Regions from separate parts of the Homo sapiens genome. Here region 1 is linked to region 2. A link is an interaction called in ENCODE POLR2A ChIA-PET data of the cell type or tissue named here. Cell type or tissue: A673. All regions are shown on one strand. Links, peaks and the distances in the headings refer to the core of each region. The heading gives the core; the rest is flanking DNA. Region 1 has its middle 19 kb from the start of MIR8083. Region 2 overlaps GATAD2B (GATA zinc finger domain containing 2B).

Evidence for each region. ChIA-PET counts read pairs that join two places held together with the same protein. Peaks named below come from ENCODE experiments on the same cell type or tissue, not always from the same donor. Only the 100,000 strongest peaks of a DNase experiment are listed, where the experiment ranks them.
Region 1: POLR2A ChIA-PET joins it to region 2 with 12 read pairs; 2 of 35 experiments call an interaction of 5 or more read pairs at or near these places.

Annotation. Positions count from the first base shown.
Region 1 is chr1:153,703,680-153,713,226 of GRCh38, forward strand. It overlaps the pseudogene GEMIN2P1 and the pseudogene RN7SL372P. Among named protein-coding and RNA genes, the nearest start is that of MIR8083, 19 kb to the left of the region's middle. In A673, for the core only: no CTCF peak of the experiment used is centred there; no DNase peak of the experiment used is centred there.
Region 2 is chr1:153,801,842-153,811,286 of GRCh38, forward strand. It overlaps GATAD2B (GATA zinc finger domain containing 2B), which reads right to left. Exons shown (of 11, transcript NM_020699.4): 11 at 2,884-8,469. The coding sequence ends at 8,336. It overlaps LOC124904425 (a long non-coding RNA gene), which reads left to right. Exons shown (of 4, transcript XR_007066633.1): 3 at 112-793; 4 at 882-1,246. Among named protein-coding and RNA genes, the nearest start is that of SLC27A3, 31 kb to the left of the region's middle. In A673, for the core only: no CTCF peak of the experiment used is centred there; no DNase peak of the experiment used is centred there; H3K27ac peaks cover 823 bases.

The DNA of each region.
Region 1 (9,547 bases), core at 528-8,527, 99 kb before region 2:
GGAGTTCAAGACCAACCTGGGCAATATAACAAGACCTCATCTCTACAAAAGAAAAAAAAAATTAGCCAGGTGTGGTGGCACATGCCTGTAGTCCTAGCTATTCAATAGGCTGAGGCAGGAGGATCCCTTGAACCCAGGAGTTCAAGGTTACAGTGAGCCATGATGGTGCCACTGCACTCCAGCCTGAGTACAGAGTGAGACGCAGACTTACAAAAAAAAAAAATCACCTAAGATTCTGACATCAAAATAGTCATTATTGGCAGTGCATGGTGGCTTACATCTATAATCCCAGCTTGTTGGGAGGCCAAGGCAGGAGGATCACTTGAAGCCCAGGAGTTTGAGACGAGCCTAAGCAACATAGCAAGACCCTATCTCTACAATTATAAATATAGTATTTGTTAATATTTGGCCAGGCGTGGTAGTACATGCCTGTAGGCCCAGCTACTTGGGGAGAGGAGGCAGGAGGATCACTTGAGGGCCGAAGTTCTGGGCTGTAGTGCACTATGCAATCAGGTGTCCCCACCACATTGGGCATAAATCTGGTGATTTCCTGGGAGCAGGAGACCACCAGGTTGCCTTATAAGGGGTAAACTGGCCCACATCGAAAACAGAGTAGGTCAACATTTCCATGCTAATCAGTAATGGGATCCAGCCTATGAATAACCACTGCACTCCAGCTCGGGCAATACAGCAAGACCCTGAATTTTTTTTCTTTTTTTTTTTGAGACAGTCTTGCTCTGTGGCCCAGGATGGAGTGCAATGGTGTGATCTCAGATCACTACAACCTCCACCTCCGGGATTCAAGCAATTCTTCTGCTTCAGCCTCCCAAGTAGCTGGGATTACAGGTGGGCGCCACCACACCTGGCCGTACCCACATTTTTTAAAAATTAAAAAAATAAAAATAAGGCCAGGCACGGTGGCTCACCCTTGTAATCCCAGCACTTTGGGAGGCCAAGGTGGGCAGATCACCTGAGGTCAAAAGTTCGAGACCAGCATGGCCAACATGGCAAAACCCTGTCTCTAATAAAAATACAAAAATTAGCCAGGCGTGGTGGCGGGCACCTGTAATCCCAGCTACTCGGGAGGCTGAGACAGGAGAATTGCTTGAACCCAGGAACTGGAGGTTTCAGTGAGCCAAGATCGCGCCATTGCACTCCAGCCTGGGCAACAAGAGTGAAGCTCCATCTCAAAAAAAAAAAAAAAATTTAGCCTGGCGTGGTGGCACGTGCCTGTAGTCCCAGCTACCAGGGAGTTTGGGGTTGGAGGATTGCTTGAGCCCGGGAAGCAGAGGTTGCAGTGAGCTGAGATCCTGCCACCACACTCCAGCCTGGGCTACAGAGTGAGACACTGTCTCAAAAAAATAAAAAATAAAAATAAAATGTAAAAAAATCTGATGAACATCATTCCAATGTGAATTATAAATTGTTTGATGTTAGGTATTTATTTATTTATTTATTTTATTTTTTATTTTTATTTATTTATTTGTTTTTTTTGAGATGGAGTTTCACTCGTTGCCCAGGCTAGAGTGCAATGGCGCGATGTCGGCTCACCACAACCTCCACCTCCCGTGTTCAAGCGATTCTCCTGCCTCGGCCTCCTGAGTAGCTGGGATTACAGGCATGCGCCACCACGCCCAGCTAATTTTGTACTTTTAGTAGAGACGTGGTTTCTCCATGTTGGTCAGGCTGGTCTGGCTGGTCTCAAACTCCTGACCTCAAGTGATCCACCCGCCTTGGCCTCCCAAAGTGCTGGGATTACAGGTGTGAGCCACCACGCCTGGCCTATGTTAGGTATTTAATATAAATGCCTTTCATATTTATAGAAAAGCCATTCCAGCTCCCCACCTCTTCCAATGGTCCTAGAGAGGTAGGGGGCAAGACTCAACTCAGGAGGTGGGGCTCAGAAATAGGACCAAGTTGACGACTAGCTAAAACAGGGACTGAAGAGAAGCAGCTTTCCATGACATGCCCAACAGTGTGCCCTGTCAGTTCACCATTGCCATGGCAACACTGGGATGTTTCCGCCCCTTTCCATTGCAACAACCTGATGACCTGGAAATTACCAACCTTTTCCTAGAAATTTCTGCATAGCCCGCTTCTTAATTTGCATGTAATTAAAAGTGAGTTATAGGCTGGGCGAGTTGGCTCACGCCTGTAATCCCGGCACTTTGGGAGGCCGAGACGGGCGGATCACTTGAGGTCAGGAGTTCCAGACCAGCCTGGCCAACATGGTAAAACCCCATCTCTACGAAAAATATAAAAATTACCCAGGAGTGGTGCTGCACGCCTGTAATCCCAGCTACTCCAGAGGCTGAGTCAGGAGAATCGCTTGAACCCAGGAGGCAGTGAGCTGAGATCTCATCACTGCACTCCAGCCTAGGTGACAGAGCAAGACTCCATCTCAAAAAACAAAAACAACAACAACAACAAAAAAAGTGAGTTATAAATATGACTGCAGGCTGGGCGTGGTGGCTGACGCCTGTAATCCCAGCACTTTGGGAGGCCAAGGTGGGTGGATCATGAGGTCAGGAGATCGAGACCATCCTGACTAACATGGTGAAGCCCCGTCTCTACTAAAAATACAAAAAATTAGCCAGGCATGGTGGCGGGTGGCTATAGTCCCAGCTACTCGTGAGGCTGAGGCAGGAGAATGGCATGAACCCGGGAGGCGGAGCTTGCAGTGAGCTGAGATCGCGCCACTGCACTCCAGCCTGGAGAGACAGCGAGACTCTGTCTCGAAAAAATAAAATAAAATAAAATAAAAATGACTGCAAATGGCCTTTGAGCTGCTACTCTGGGTACACTGCCGATGGGGTAGCTGTGCTCCCCAGGGAGCAGCACCTGTGCTGCTGCTGTACCCTGCTGCTTCAATTAAAAGTTGCAGTTTAACACCGCTGGCTCACTATTGAATTCTTTCCTGGGGGAGACCAAGAACCCTCCCAGGCTAAGTGGGGCCCACCTGCCCTGCATAGCACTGGCTTTTTTTTTTTTTTTTTTTTTTTTTTTTTGAGACAGGGTTTCCTTCTGTCACTCAGGTGGGAGTGCAGTGGCTGGAGTGCAGGGATGACTTCTTGGCTCACTGCAACCTCCACTTCCTGGGCTCAAGTGATCCTCCCACCTCAGCCTCCCAAGTAGTTGAAACTACAGGCCCACACCACCACACCTGGCTAATTTTTGTGTTTTTTGTAGAGATAGGGTTTTGCCATGTTGGCCAGGCTGGTCTCCAACTACTGGGCTCAAGCGATTTGCTCACCTTGACCATCCAAAGTCCTGGGATTACAGGCATGAGCCACTGAGCCAGGCCCAGCATTGTCTTTTCTAAGTAGGCAGAGGTCCGCTGTCTCTTCTAACAACAGTGCCCACCCCCTCCTACCCCTCCATTTGGAGTCTCAGCAGTACAACATCACTACAGATGCTCTTTGACTTATGGGGGATGGAGTTACATCCCAATATGTCCGTCCTAAATTGAAAGTATTATAAATTGAAAATATATTTAATACAACTAGCAAGTATCTATAATAATTAAAAATTAAATATTAGCCAGGCACAGTTGCTCACACCTGTAATCACAGCACTTTGGGAGGCTGAGGTGGGCAGATCACATGAGGTCGGGAATTCAAGACCAGCCTGACCAACATGGAGAAACCCCGTCTCTACTAAAAATACAAAATTAGCTAGGCGTGGTAGTGCATGCCTGTAATCCCAGCTACTCGGGAGGCTGAGGCAGGAGAATCACTTGAACCGGGGAGGCAGAGGTTGCGGTGAGCTGAGATCGTGCCATTGCACTCCAGCCTGGGCAACAAGAGTGAAACTCCATCTCAAAAAAAAAAAAAGAAAAAGAAAAATAGTAAGTCAAAGACCATCTGTAGTTTCTTGAGACACTTCTCCAAGATCTTGGCTAGGCATGTGGTTCAAACCTGTAATCCCAGCACTTTGGGAAGCCAAGGCAGGAGGATTCCTTGAAGCCAATAGTTCAAGATCAGCCTGGGAAATATAGAGACTCTATCAAAAAAAAAAAAAAAAAAAGAGACAGAAAGAGGAAGGAAGGGAGGAAGGAAGGAAAGAAGGGAGGAAGGGAGGAAGGAAAGGGGAGGAAGGGAGGGCGGGAGGGAGGGAGGCAAAAGAAAAGAGAAAGAAAGAAAAAGAAAAAGAAGAAAGAAAGAGAAAGAAAGAGAAAGGGAGGGAGGGAAAGAAAAGAAAAGGAAGGAAGGAAAGAAGGAAGGAAGGAAGAAAAAGAAAGAAGGAAAGAAAAAGAAAGAAAGAAAAGAAAGAAAGAGAAAGAAAGAAAGAAAGAAAGAAAGAAAGAAAGAAAGAAAGAAAGAAAGAAAGAAAGAAAGAAAGAAAGAGAGAGAGAAAGAAATCTCCGGGCTCTGACTCCAAACTCTGTCACTCTGGATGAGTGCCTGTGGGTTTGCCCTAGTCTTTCCCTGTCCCTTTGACAACCTGCCTCCTTATCTGGGGCAGAATCTTCCAGGTGCAGCCCGAGGAGTGCAGACAGAAGGCAATTGTCACCTCCATACCTATTATGGAACTTGTGGCCACACATACACTCCTCCCTCTACCCCCACAGAATTTCTCACATTGCTCCTGTTAATCCAAGTCTCTTCCACCTGGTTCTCTGTTAAATTTTAAAGTTAAAAAATAGCTATTTTGCTAAAGATTTCATACAGGATTTGGGGGAAAGGAGGGATATGTCACCTAGAGACCAGTTTTTGTTTTTGTTTTGTTTTATTTAAAAACTCCAGTGGACAGTTTTGCTGTCTCCTCAAAGTCCCTCTGCAGCTGGCCCAAGCCAGGGTGGATCCAGGTTTTGTGGGACTTGGAGTTTACACAGTTTGGTGGGTCCCCTTTAAAAAAAAGAATACAGGCCAGGTGCAGTGGCTCATGCCTGCAATCCCAGCACTTTGTGAGGCCGAGGCAGGCGGATCACGAGGTCAGGAGATTGAGACCATCCTGACCATCATGGTGAAACCCCGTCTCTACTAAAAATACATAAATTATCTGGGTGTGGTGATGTGTGCCTGTGACCCTAGCTACTCGGGAGGCTGAGACACGAGAATCGCTTGAACACAGGAGATCGCGTCACTGCATTCCAGCCTGGTGACAGAGCAAGAGTCTATCTCAAAAAAAAAAAAAATGGTTACGAAATAAATATTTAATTAGAAAGTGAAAAGAAATTACAAATTTCAAAAACCTGACAGAAATCCAAACATCTCACAATCTAGAAGGATATCTTTATTAGTAACTACCCATCTCACTTCTATAATATTAACTACTACTTTTCTCTTTTTTCCTTTTTAAAAAAATTTTTTAAAGTTTTTTTATTTTCTTTTTTTTTTTTTTTTTTTGAGACGGAGTCTCGCTCTGTCGCCCAGGCTGGAGTGCAGTGGCGTGATCTCAGCTCACTGCAAGCTCCGCCTCCCGGGTTCACGCCATTCTCCTGACTCCACCTCCCGAGTAGCTGGGACTACAGGCGCCTGCCACCACGCCCGGCTAATTTTTTTGTATTTTTAGTAGAGACGGGATTTCACCGTGTTAAGCAGGATGGTCTCGATCTCCTGACCTCGTGATCCGCCTGTCTCGGCCTCCCAAAATGCTGGATTACAGGCGTGAGCCACCGCGCCCGGCCTAAAGTTTTTTTATTTTCTGTCAGACACTCTACAGCTCAAACTCCTACTTTTCGCACTGCGTACTCTGATTGTTATTTCATATAACAATGATTTTGTAATACTTCTTTCTTTTTCAGACACGATCTTGCTGTGTCACCCAGGCTGGAGTCCAGTGGCATAATCATAGCTCGCTGCAGCCTCAATCACTCAGGCTCAAGCAATCTTCCCACCTCAGCCTCCTGAGTAGCTGGGACTGCAGGCACACACTCTGTCTAATTTTTAGAATTTTTTTTTTTTTTTTTTTTTTTTTTTTTTTGAGACGGAGTCTCACTCTGTCACCCGGGTTGGAGTGCGGTGGCGCGCTCTCGGTTCACTGCAACCTCTATCTCCCGGATTCAAGCGATTCTTCTGCCTCAGCCTCCAGAGTAGCTGGGATTACAGGCGCCCACCACCACGCCCAGCTAATTTTTTTGTATTTTTAGTAGAGATGGGGTTTTTTCATGTTGCCCAGGCTGGTCTCAAACTCCTGGGCTCAAGTGATCTGCCCGCCTCAGCCTCCCAAAGTTCTGGGATTACAGGCATAAGCCACTGTGCCCAGCCCATGATATCATTTTTTTATGGAGGAAAAAGAAAGATAGTTCAATCTTTTCTCTAGCAAAATCAAATGAAGTTTGTTTATTGATTGATTGATTGATTGATTGATTTTTATTTATTTATTTATTTTGAGACGGAGTCTTGCTCTATTGCCCAGGCTGGAGTGCAGTGACGCGATCTCGGCTCACTGCAAGCTCAGCCTCCCGGGTTCATGCCATTCTTCTGTCTCAGCCTCCCTAGTAGCAGGGACTACAGGCGCCCACCACCACACCCAGCTAATTTTTTTGTATTTTTAGTAGAGACAGGGTTTCACTGTGTTAGCCAGGATGGTCTCCATCTCCTGACCTCGTGATCCGCCTACGTTGGCCTCCCAAAGTGCTGGGATTACAGGTGTGAGCCACCGTGCCTGGCCCAAAAGAAGTTTATTTTTATTTATTTTATTTCTTTTTCTTTTGAGACAGGTCTCACTCTGTCACCCAGGCTGAAGTGCAGTGGCATGATTACAGCACACTACAGCCTTGAACTTCTGGGCTCAAGAGGTCCTCCTGCCTCAGACTCCCAAGTAGCTGGGACTACAGGCATGTACCACCACGCCTGGCTAATTTTTTAATTTTTTTGTAGAGGCACTGTCTCATTATTTTGCCCAGGCTGGTCTTGAACTCCTGGCCTCAATCAATCCTCCTGCCTTGGCTTCCCAAAGTGCTGGGATTACAGGCGTGAGCCACTGTGCCTAGCCCATTTATATATTTTTAATCTTTCACTATTATAAATGCTATGTCTAATCCCATACCTATACCTAATGTGTTATCTCATATCTATGTTTCATTCAATATATCTGTAAGATAAACTCCTAGAAATGGGATTAGTGAGTCAAAAGATATAATATGCATTTGCAACTTTTATATCTATTCCAAATTGACCCTATATAGGGTTTAACAACTTGCACACCCGCCAGCAATGCATGATAGTGACGAATTCCCCAAAACTTTGACAACAGTATCAAACTAAAGTGGCTTCGTTGGCTGGGGTAAATATCCGAGGTTCGTCGTCTGGTACCAAGAAAATTTAGGACACAAACACACAGGAGGAGTTTCGTGGTACCTCAGTTTAGCTTTATTTGGACTTGCAACCCGGGAGGCGGAGGTTGCAGAAAGAAAAAGGAGAACAGCTTTCTCTCTGGCAAGAAAGAGGGGCTTCCCAAAGGAAAAGACTGGCCGGCAGCAGAGTTCGCCGGATTTTATAGGCAGGCTTGAAAGGCGATGTCTGATTTACGTAGGTAAATCAAATTGGTTCAATCAGGTGTGACGTTTATATAGCTTGAGGGGAAGGCTGGCCACCCCACCCTAATCTTATTATGCAAATGAACTCTCCCCTTGCCAGGTGCCATATTATCTGCTCCTTACTGTACACTGTGGCTGACAAAGAGAAGGAAAGATGGAACTGCCATTTTGAACATGATTGGCACAACTGTTGGCATCTATGTCTGCAGCTCGATTTCACAGGCTGCTCTTTGTTAGAAAGGAAAATGATCTGGGGTTGCTTTTCATTAAAAGGAGAACCTCCTGGTGGCTCATGCCGGTAATCCCAGCACTTTGGGAGGCCGAGGCAGGTGCATCATGAGGTCAAGAGTTCGAGACCAGCCTGGCCAACATGGTGAAACCCCGTCTCTACTAAGAATACAAAAATTAGCTGGGTGTGATGGCACGTGCCTGTAACCCCAGCTACTCTGGAGGCTGAGGCAGGAGAATCACTTGAACCCAGGAGGCGGAGGTTGCAGTGAGCCGAGATCCTGCCACTGCACTCCAGCCTGGGTGACAGAGCAAGACTCCGTCTCGAAAATAAATAAATAAATAGGCCGGGTGCGGTGGCTCATGCCTGTAATCCCAGCACTTTGGGAGGCCAAGGCAGGTGGATCACTTGAGGTCAGGAGTTCAAGACCAGCCTGACCAAAATGGTGAAACCCCGTCTCTACTAAAAATACAAAACTTAGCTGGGCTTGGTGGGGCACGCCTGTAACCCCAGCTACTCGGGAGGCTGAGGCAGGAGAATCCGGAGGCAGAGGTTGCAGTGAGCCCAGATTGTCCACTGCACTCCAGCCTGGGCAACAGAGAGAGATTCCATCTCAATAATAATAATAATGGCCAGGTGCAGTGACTCATGCCTGTAATCTCAGCACTTTGGGAGGCCAAGGAGGGCAGATCACCTGAGGTCAGGAGTTTGAGACCAGCCTGACCAATATGATGAAACCCTGTCCATATTAAAAAAATATAAAAATTAGCTGAGCGTGGTGGCATTCACCTGTAATCCCAGCTACTCGGGAGGCTAAGACAGGAAAATTGCTTGAACCCAGGAGGCGGAGGTTGCAGTGAGCTGAGATCGCACCATTGCACTCCAGCCTGGGCAACAAGAGTGAAACTCCATCTGAAAATAATAATCAATCAATCAATCAATAAAAATAAAAGGAGAACCTTACCAAGGACTCCCATATCCTATCTGCCTAAGTAGATTCTTTTTTTGTTTGTTTGTTTAATTTTAAGACAGAATCTTGCTCTGTTGCCAAGGCTGGAGTGCAGTAGCACAATCTCAGCTCACTGCAGCCTCCGCCTCCCAGGTTCCAGCGATTCTCCTGCCTCAACCTCCCGGGTAGCTGGGATTACAGGCACGTGCCACCAGGCCCGGCTAATTTTTGTATTTTTAATAGAGATGGGGTTTCACCATGTTGGCCAGGCTAGTCTCAAACTCCTGACCTCAGATGATCCACCCACCTTGGTCTCCCAAAGTGCTGGGATTACAGGCGTGAGTCACTGCGCCCTGCCATCTTCTTAACTCCTATATCAAAACTGGGATTCTTGTCAACCTGACAGATAAAAAGTGGTACCTCAGTTTAGCTTTATTTGCTCCATTTAAAAAATGAGGTAGTCTGGTGCAGTGGCTCACGCCTGTAATCCCAGCACTTTGGGAGGCTGAGGTGGGTGGATCATCTGAGGTCAGGAGTTCGAGACTAGCCTGGCCAACATGGTGAAACCCCATCTCTACTAAAAATACAAAAATTAGCTGGGTGTGATGGCACATACCTGTAATCCGAGCTACTTGGGAGGCTGAGACAGGAAAATCACTTGTACCTGGGAGGCAGAGGTTACAGTGAGCCGAAATCACACCATTGCACTCCAGCCTAGGCAACAAGAGTGAAACTCCACCTCAAAAAAACAAAAACAAAAACAAAAAAAAAGCAACAAGCTAGGCACGGTGGCTCACGCCTGTAATCCCAGCACTTTGGGAGGCTGAGGCAGGCGAATTACAAGGTCAGGAGTTCGAGACCAGCCTGGCCAACATGGTGAACCCCG
Region 2 (9,445 bases), core at 1,446-9,445:
GGAGGGTAGTAGGGCTGGGGTCAGAGCAGGCCCCTCTGATAGGACCCATGGCTGCCAGTCTTCAGGAAGAGGGCTGGGCTTCACCTCCAACCCTGGTCCTCTCTCTGACAGATGGCACAGTGTCCACAGAGTCCAAGACTGGGTGCTCTTGCAGCCAGGGTGAGAGCAGCCCACTGCCTGGGGTTGTGGTGGGCATCCACGTGGGCCTGGCTGCCCTCATCATTTGCCTCCTCTGCCTCTTCCTGGGCTGGAGACATAGCTAAGGGCCAGGTAAGGGCTAATGTGGGAAATCTGCCAGGGAGACAGTCTGCATCACTGTGGCACAGGGCCAAAGAGAGCAAAAAAGCCCCAATCTACAACCAATCAATTTTACCAATGAGGAGACTCAGGCAGAGAGAGGAAGCCAATTCTTTTCAGAGCTGTGTGGTACCAGGGGCAGGAGAAGGCCTGCCATGAGCCGGGAAGAGAGAACTGGGGCTCCCAAAGCAAAGAACAAGGGCAGCAGAAATGAGCTAGAGCCAGTTCCCTGCCATCCAGCAGCATGAAGAGGGGTCCACCCTCTCCATCTCTGGGGAGCATGGAGCAGGAGGAGGGGTTGGGAGCCATGCGAGGCAGAGGGAGGCACCAGACAGACCACACTGCTGACCCTTCCTACCCGGGCAGCCTCCTCTGCAAACAGGAGTCCCAGGAATGCTGGGCAGTGCCTCGGACTGCCTCGGACAGAACTGGGGGCCATCAAGGCCAGACTCAGAGTGGAGGGAAGCTGGGGGAGAAGACTGAACTCACCACCCAGGTGAGGCGGATTCAGTGATGGGGAATGAGTGGGGGAAACTGGAGTGTTTGAGGCCTTGGTCCAGAGGCCTGACCTCCTTCACCCTCAGGTGACTGTGGAACAGCTGGCCTTGGCCTAGGGCCCTCCAAGTTGGCTCCCTCCGAGATGCCACTAACTCCAGATACACCAAAGAATCTACCTCACCTGTCCCTGTCACCCCAGAGTCAGGAAAGAACCAAAAGTCCCTCAGCTCCTCTCCGGGGAGGGGCAGGACTGGCCATAGTGGGAGAGAAGAGGGTGTGGTTTCTCTGTTCCTCCCAGACCTCAAGAAATGGGAGAATCTGCATCCCTTCCCCCAACACACCAAATAACCTCAAACTAAACCAAGCCCAGCTGGGAGTTACCCCCAACCCAGTTACTCCTGCCTCATAACCCCATCCAGTATATTCACCTCTTCTTGATCCAAATATGAACCTGCCCAAAGACACCTAGCTTTAAGGGTTCCCCACAAAATGGCGGCAGGGGAAGAGGCTCTGTCATCACCTCCATCTCACAACCTGAAGCCCTCCAGTCTAAAATCTGTCTCTGTCTCCTCGTGCCCAAGCTGAGCTCTGCCCAGGGACAGGCGACCTGCATTCCTTGTGGTCCGAGTGAGCAGGTGGGCAAAGGGGGTGCAGAGTTTCTTGCCCCCCTTCTCCCTACAACATGACTCTTAAATATCTGAGCTCATATGAGCTTCTCTGAGCAACCAAATACCCATTTCCCCCTTCCCAGATCCAAAGCACTGGCTCCTCCGCAGGGGGTCCTCCTTACCCATTTGATTTTTATTTTTGAAAGAGATTAGTTTGAGTCAGGGTTTTGGCAGTCTTGAATCGCCTGTAGAATGAGCACAGAGGCTGGGGAGCACTCCCCATCTCCCCTCCCTCAACTCTTGGGGTCTGAAGAGCACCTCTTTCCCACTTCTCCCTCTACCAGCCTATTGGCATCCAGAGCACCACAGTCCCTCCTTATCCAGCTCTGCCATGCTCTAAAGCCAAAGCCCCAGCCACTTCCTCAATCACTCTCTCTCCAAGGCTGCCCAGTATTGTGCCAAAAAGGGAAGGGTCTTGGGGGAAGGAAAGCCCATGGCTTAGAGGACCCCAAAACTGTCTCCTGTGCTCTTATAGAGTAATGCTAGTACCAATGACAAGACTCCAGAAAGGCTGGGCTCTGGCCCTCCACAATAGTGCCCTCTGCACAAGGCACAGCAGCAGCTGTAACTAAAAAACGTGGCTGAGGAGCAAGAGGGCTAAGAATAGCCCCAAACATCAAGTCCTTGAGGAAATGACATCCTCTTCTCTGGTTGGGCCTGGTCTAACTGCTTTGTTGGAAATAAATAACCAAAACGGAAAAAATAAATTAGGATCTGGTTAATGCTTTGGGCTGAAAGGAAAACTTGGGGGAGGGGAGTGATGAGATGGTGAGAAAGTGTAGTTCCAGATCTTTCAGGGGATGCTGCATTCAGATTGTTAAAGAACTATATTCGGTAGTTTACTAGAAAACAGCAATGTGAACCCCTGCTGGTAAATAAGGCAACCGTCTAGAGGAACAAGCATGTTACAAAAGATTATTTATTTTCTTTTATAGAGATGGGGTCTCACTACATTGCCCAGGCTGATCTCCTGGCTCAAGTGATCCTCCCACCTTAGCCTCCTGAGTAGCTATAGGCATGCAGCACTGTGCCTGGCTAAAGGATTCTGTCACTAGAGACCAGAGCAGTGTGGTGGGAAGGGCCAAGCACTGCTAGGGGACACCTTTCCCTAGGAGAGAATGGAGACCCAGCCCCCTCCCCATGATACCATTAGACCTAAAGTCATCAGATAACTAAAGTGGGGTTGGTGGCTTCCAGAATACTGGCTCCAGCTAGAGCTGGAGGGGAACAAGAACACAGAAGTAGGTCAGGGCTTTAAACAATCATCACAATCAAAGAGAAGGATACAAACCAAAGGTACTCAGTCCGTGGCTGGACTGACTAGGGAAGACAGCCATAGCTCATCTCCCAATTACCCTGAAAATTCTCCCGCCAAACTGCCACCCCCAGCCCCATAACTAAAGCACAAGCCACAGGAAAGTTTTAGAAACCATTCCTTTCTTTATTAAACATAGCTTGCAAGTGATAAATATTACAAAGTTTTTTTTTCTTTTAATCCTTTCTCCAAAAATTAGCTTATTATTTGAATCTGTCACTGCTGAAATGCTCAGCAGCATCTGAAACAGATGGGAGTGTATTTGCCTTTTTGAAAACCAGTTTCTATTGGTCTTAGTTTTTTCATTTTATTTCCCAAACACAATGCAGAAAATCAGAATGAGTTAAAAAAGAAATAAAGGAAACTTAAAGAGAGTTGTGCAAAAGGGTCTTGTTCCCCTCCCACCCACCCTATTCAGGGAAGGCCATTCCCCATCCCACCTCCCTGCTCCCCACCCCCCAACCCCAATCTATCCTTTCACCTTCACCAGGGCTTCACCCATCACCCTGTACCCTCTCCAGGCTTTATCAGCCCAGAACCTAAAGAAGAGAGTAGGAGTACTCAGCCCAGGCTGTGGGGAAATTGGGCCCCTGAAGGAGACAGACTGTGAAACAGCTGCCTTTAGCGGGGTTCAGATGAAATCTGAGGAAAGGAGACAAAATGTGGGCTGTGTCTGCGCTCTCCTATTTTATCACCAAGATGGGGGAAAAGTTACACATCCTGTAGCTCACAAAGGGAGTAAATAACTAAAGCACCAACCTGGGGCATTCAATTGTCAACCACCCTTAAGGGCTCTGTGGTTGGCTGTGAGATGGGGCTTGAGGCCTAGTCCCCGCCCTCAGATGACTAGAGGCATAAAGGCAAAGATGTCACTGGTCTGATGCCCTGGACATGACTCTGCTGCCTCTCCCAAATCAAGGGTAACCATAGAGGACTGGCAGTTCTCCAAGAGCATTGTCATACACATAACCACTTCAACGCGAGTCACTTTCAGTTCCTCCCTGGTTTCTGGGCCCAACACTTTCCTCACCTCAAGTTGTTTTTTGGTTTTGGCAGGTGAGAAGTATAGAATTTTAAACTTGGTGGCCAGATGATCCCCCTCTTCACTTCACAGATAAGAAAATTGATACTCAGAAAATTAACTCTACCAAAGATCATATAGCAAGTTAGTAGGAGACCCCAGGTCTCCAGATTGTAGCCCCCTCAACCCCTTTTGTGTTGGTGGTTCTTTTTACTCTACAAAGTCCTGGACCAGGAGGTCTTGGCTTTCACAGGAGCTCAGCCTCACCTCGGTTCACGCAGCCTAAGGCTGTGCAGATGGATGTGGCTCTCACTAGGTGAAATTTCCTCAGGATGACTTATTAAAATCCTTTCTATCATCCCCTGACAATCCACCCTCAAAGGCCCATAAGACTAGGTTCTTTCTTTTTTGAGGAGGTGGGGTGGGGGAAATCCCTTGCATAAGAAAGCTTGACACTGAATTTTGTTATATAGGTATATTGTATATATGCTGATGCAATCAGAGGAAAAAAACAGTGCAAATACAATTACAATTCATAATAATACTTGGTTTCGATGCCCCCGGGAACTGCCCCATTCCTCGGCTACCTCCCAGCCCCCAGCACTTCCCCACAGTATCAACCTAATGCTGGGGGATAGGGAGGGTGGGCAGGTTAGGGTAGGGAGTGGGCTCTGCCAAGGCAGTGCTGGTGACCCGGAGGGACTACTCCAGGGTGGGGAGGCAAGGCACAAATTAGGGGTGGGTGGTGGGGGAGGTGGCATCTCTAAGGAGGGATGGGGTTGGAGCAGCTGCCAGTCTCAGTGTGCTGGGCCCGGCCCACTCCCCTACCCACCCTCCACAGCCCTGCCTCCCTACCCCCTCCCCTTCCCCAGAAACCCTTTTGCACGGATCATACACAAACGGGCACATTACAAAATGACATAACACAGTTTCACAATATCCATGGCTAGGGCTTTTTTTTCTCTTTTTCAGGTTTTTTTTTTTTTCTACACAATGTACAATTCCTTTTAAATGGATCAAGAAATAGCTTATATACATGAACGAGTCCTTGTTATAACATCTCGGCAGCAAATATCATAAGCTAATGAAGGTCTTGATGGAAAGGATGGGAGCCTAGGACGGGGGTGGGGGTAGGGGGTGTGGAGAGAAGGGTTATGCCTTCTGGAGGAGTGGGGAGAAAAGGGAATGATTAGGGAAAAGGAACAAAAGTAAAATATCAAGAAGCATCTTTACAAAGCAGTTCTATAGCTAATTCCTTTTAAAGGGGAAAGGAAAGGTAACCAAAGCAGGAAAACATTTATCTCTGTGTCTTAAAAAAAAATTGTCTACCATACATATATCCAAAAATGTGGGAAAAATACTTATTCCAGGGAGAGAGGGAGTTCAGATGCTGTGGTCAAATTATAAAATAAAATCGACAAATAAGAACCTCTGTCCCCTAGTTTTACTCAAGCCTTACCGCTATTCCACCCATTTCAGGCTTCCAGGGAGTAAGACACCAACCTTAAAATACTGCTTTTAGTGCCTCTGGGGATGGAGGAAGCCAGGCAGAACTGGTGGGATCCTCACTCTACTAATAATGCTCCAAACAGAGGGTCTTTCCTCCTGTCCTTAGGGCATGAGGTTTAGTGTCTACACGGCCCAGAGCCTGGAGATGGATAGTAACAAGTAGACTTGGAGGGACACAAGGCAATCAGTGATGAAAAAAAAGAGACGGAGAATTGAGGAAGACAGAAGGATGAGGAAGGAGGAGGGAAGGGAGGAGGTGGAAGGTTAACACTTTACCATGATTAGGGAGACCTCACCTCCATCACTAATCCCTGGGAAGAGTATGAAAATGGGGAGAAGAAAGGGTAAGAAATCAAACCTCAGCGGTTGAACAAAGGGTCACCGAGCTATACTAGTCAAGAAGCAGCTTCTATGTAACTGACCCTGAGGGGATAAAAACAGGGAAGATTCCACCATCTCCCCTGTGACCTCAGCACCTAAGCAGGCACTCGACTATAGGCTTTCCTTCTCCATGATTCCCCAACTCTATACATCTTACTTCCAAACCCCATTCTAAGGTGGCCTGGCTCCCAGGGAAAGGACTCAGCTCAGGGCAGGGCAGGGACAGCCCCCAGCCAGACGGTATTGCACATTCTCTGTTCCTTACTTTTAATCTCAACTGACAAACTTGGGCATCTCGTACCTCTGAGCACCTCTGAGCTTGGGGAGAGGGAGACGTAACAGAAATGGCACTTCATCATGAGGGAGGGAGGAAGAGGCTAGACAGACATGCCACAAGGCAAGATGACTTGTGGGGAAAACATTTTTAAAAAAAGCTTCCAATTTTGTGGAAGAGAGAAAAGCAAAACCAAACAATTTATCCAGTGCTTTCAAAGCACAGAGGGCAAAGAAAAGATGTAAGAATATATCTTTATATATATATATATAATTTTAAAATAATCCCAGACCCAGTTCCATTAACCCCCCTCCCTCTCCCACCACTTACAGTCAGGGGTACCACATTCCCCGGAAAAATACTCAAAAAACCCAATCACTACCTGTTACTAGCATCTAGCTTCCAGATCATTTCACCACTGGGGGAGCCCAGACACTGGCTGCATCTCTGCTCCTTTAAGTGCTCAATGAATTTGGGGTAAGGGAGGAAAGAAAAAAGCCAGGAAGGCCCGTAGGGCCAGTATAGTCACCCACAGTGGCACTGGGGTGTGGGGAGTAGAGGCCAGAGTAGGGGAACTGAGCCTGATTTTAGCTCTTTCTCCCACCCCACCTCCAAATTTTATGGGGAAGGTGTGCAGTTCATGTGTGTGTTAATTTTAAAAGTGCCTTCTTTAAAAAATTACTTAATTTTAAAAAATAAAAGTGGGGAAACTTCCTCAGGTGACTTTCAAGGGCAAAATATTAAACTTCTCCTCATTCTTCTCTGCTGAGAACATTCCCCCCAGTGCACTCTGGCAGCTTCTGGAGCCAGAGAGGCAGGTGGGTGTACACTATGAGAAGAGCAGAAACCCGTACCTTTAAGGGGCTTCCCTTACTTCAAAAACAGCCTGGTCCACTCCGTCTTCCCACAGTGTGGGCAAATGGGATGCTAATCTCCCCAGTCCCCAGAACAGCAACATTGCACAATTCAATTCATTCTCTACATTAGTAGCGCTTAAAAAAAAAAAAAAAAAAAAGGCAAAATTAATATCATTCTGGGGGCGGGCGGGGGGCAGTGGGAAGCAACTATTTGTACAGCAGAGGTCCTAAGCTGGTTTTGCCATGAGCTGTTTGGCTTTGAGCAGTTGGTTCTGCAGCTGGTGCAGCAGAGTAAGGACAGGACTCCAACCTGATTGTGTACCCCCAGCCTCTCATCTCCTGGCACTCAGAGGGTGAAAGAATAGGCAAATATGCGAATCTCAACTGTTGGAAGAGAAATCCTTTCTTTCGTCTAAGTCTATTTCCTCCTGTTGTCACTTGACTCATTTATGTCCACCCAACTTGTGGGACACCCAGCAAACAGCCTTGGAACAGCCGTTCCTCTGTATTATAGATGGGGCTATGGTTAGAGGGGATAGATTAGAATTTTTAAAAGCAGGGTGGGGTGAGGGAGAATTTTACAAAGAATACAAGATGAAATAATTTTGGGCTGGTTGGCCTGGAATAGACTTCCGTGTTCCCAATGGGGTCAGGAGATCGGTCTTATTTCCCCAAGATACAGAAAGGCAGGACCTAGTTTCAATCCTCCCTGGCTCATAATTGAGCCCATCTTCATACCTCTTTCTTCCCGTCTTCTATGGGTAAATTCCAGAGTGGTTGAGTTTTAAGCTCCTCCCCAGGCTCTTTCCCCTCATTCTTAGAGCCCAACTTCAGTACCAAACACTGCCACCCAAATTGTCCAGCCCCCAAACACCCACAGGTAGGGTGCTATTCGTCCTTCTTTGATACCCCCCACCCTGCGCCCTCCTCCGGTTAAGTGCATTCAAAACTTCTGCCCCTAACACTCCTAGTCATGTCCTACTTGGCAGCTGGGACCCCTACTGCAATCTGCAATGCTCGTATCATTGAACTGAATGTCATTTGTGTTTACAAAAAAAAAAAAAAAAAAGGAAGAAAAGGAAAAAGAAAAAGATTGGTTGAGTGGGGGAAGGTTTAACCGTCCACTGAACAAAGGGAGGACACACAACATCATTAAAAATGGTAATAATTATAGCATAAAACAACTTTAGAAACACACATCGGAGGGCTTAGATTCTCCCCAGGACCTCATTCTGACCTCTATCAGAGGTAAAGATCCACCTCACTGTTAAAGAAAACTGAAGAGAGAAGACAGAGCGGCAGAAGAACAGATCGCAGCAGTGTGAAATAAAGGGGAGGTGGCAGGGCAGGGCGTGTGTTTTCTTGCTGATCTCTATTTTTTGTCTTCTGTTTTTCTGTTTTGCTTTCCGTGTATGGTAGGCACCAGTACAGGCACTGCATGCGACAGAAGTTGGGGGAATGAAAGAGGAAAGGGATAAAGGATTCAAGGATGGGGCAGTACAAGTGGAACAGGCGTTATTTCTGTCCACTGATGGACTGCGATATAGACCGGGGAGGGATCATGTCTAAAAGGTATTCACGCTGTCGGTCTGCCAAACTGGGGCCTTTGTGTCCTCCGATGCCAGTATTCAAGTATGCAATGTTGACACCTGGACCCAGGAGACAAAAGTGGAGGGCAGGTATTAAAAGAGGAAATAACATTCCCTTCCACTCTACCCTCGGGCTGCAGAGTTGGAGATGGAAAGGAAGCAGAATTTACCAGTATCTGGTCACACTTGGTTAGCTTTATTTCAACAGCAACTTTCTTTTTCTTTTTTGAGATGCAGTCTCATTCTGTCACCCAGGCTGGAGTGCAGTGGTGTGATCTCCGCTCACCTCTGCCTCCCAGACTCAAGCAATTCTCCTGCCTCAGCCTCCAGAGTAGCTGGAATTATAGGCGCGTGCCACTACTGCCCGGCTATTTTTTGTATTTTTAGTAGAGATGGGGTTTCACCATGTTGGCCAGGCTAGTCTTGAACTCCTGACCTCAAATGATCCAACGGCCTCAGCCTCCCAAAGTGCTGGGATTACAGGCATGACCCACTGCACCCAGCCAATTAATTTTGTTTGCTTATTTATCTGAGACAGAATTTCGCTCGTTGCCCAGGCTGGAGGTGCAGTGGCACAATCTCAGCTCACTGCAAGCCCCACCTCCCAAGTTCAAGCGATTCTCCTGCCTCAGCCTCCCGAGTAGCTGGGATTACAGGCACCAGCCACCACGCCGGGCTAATTTTTTGTATTTTCAGTAGAGATGGGGTTTCATCATGTTGGCCAGGGTGGTCTTGAACTCCTGACCTCAGGTAATCCACTCGCTTTGGCCTCCCAAAGTGCTGGGATTATAGGCATGAGCCACCACGCCCAGCCAATTTTTTGTATTTTTAGTAGAGACAGGGTTTCACCATGTTGGTCAGCCTGGTCTTGAACTCCTGATCTCAAGTGATTCGCCTGCCTCGGCCTCTCAAAGTGCTGGGATTACAGGTGTGAGCCACCGCGCCCTGCACAGCAACTTTATTTCAATCCCCACTCATATTCCTAAGCTTTAGGAAAAGGGGACTTCCTGAAATTTCGGTCCTACCAAGAATAATG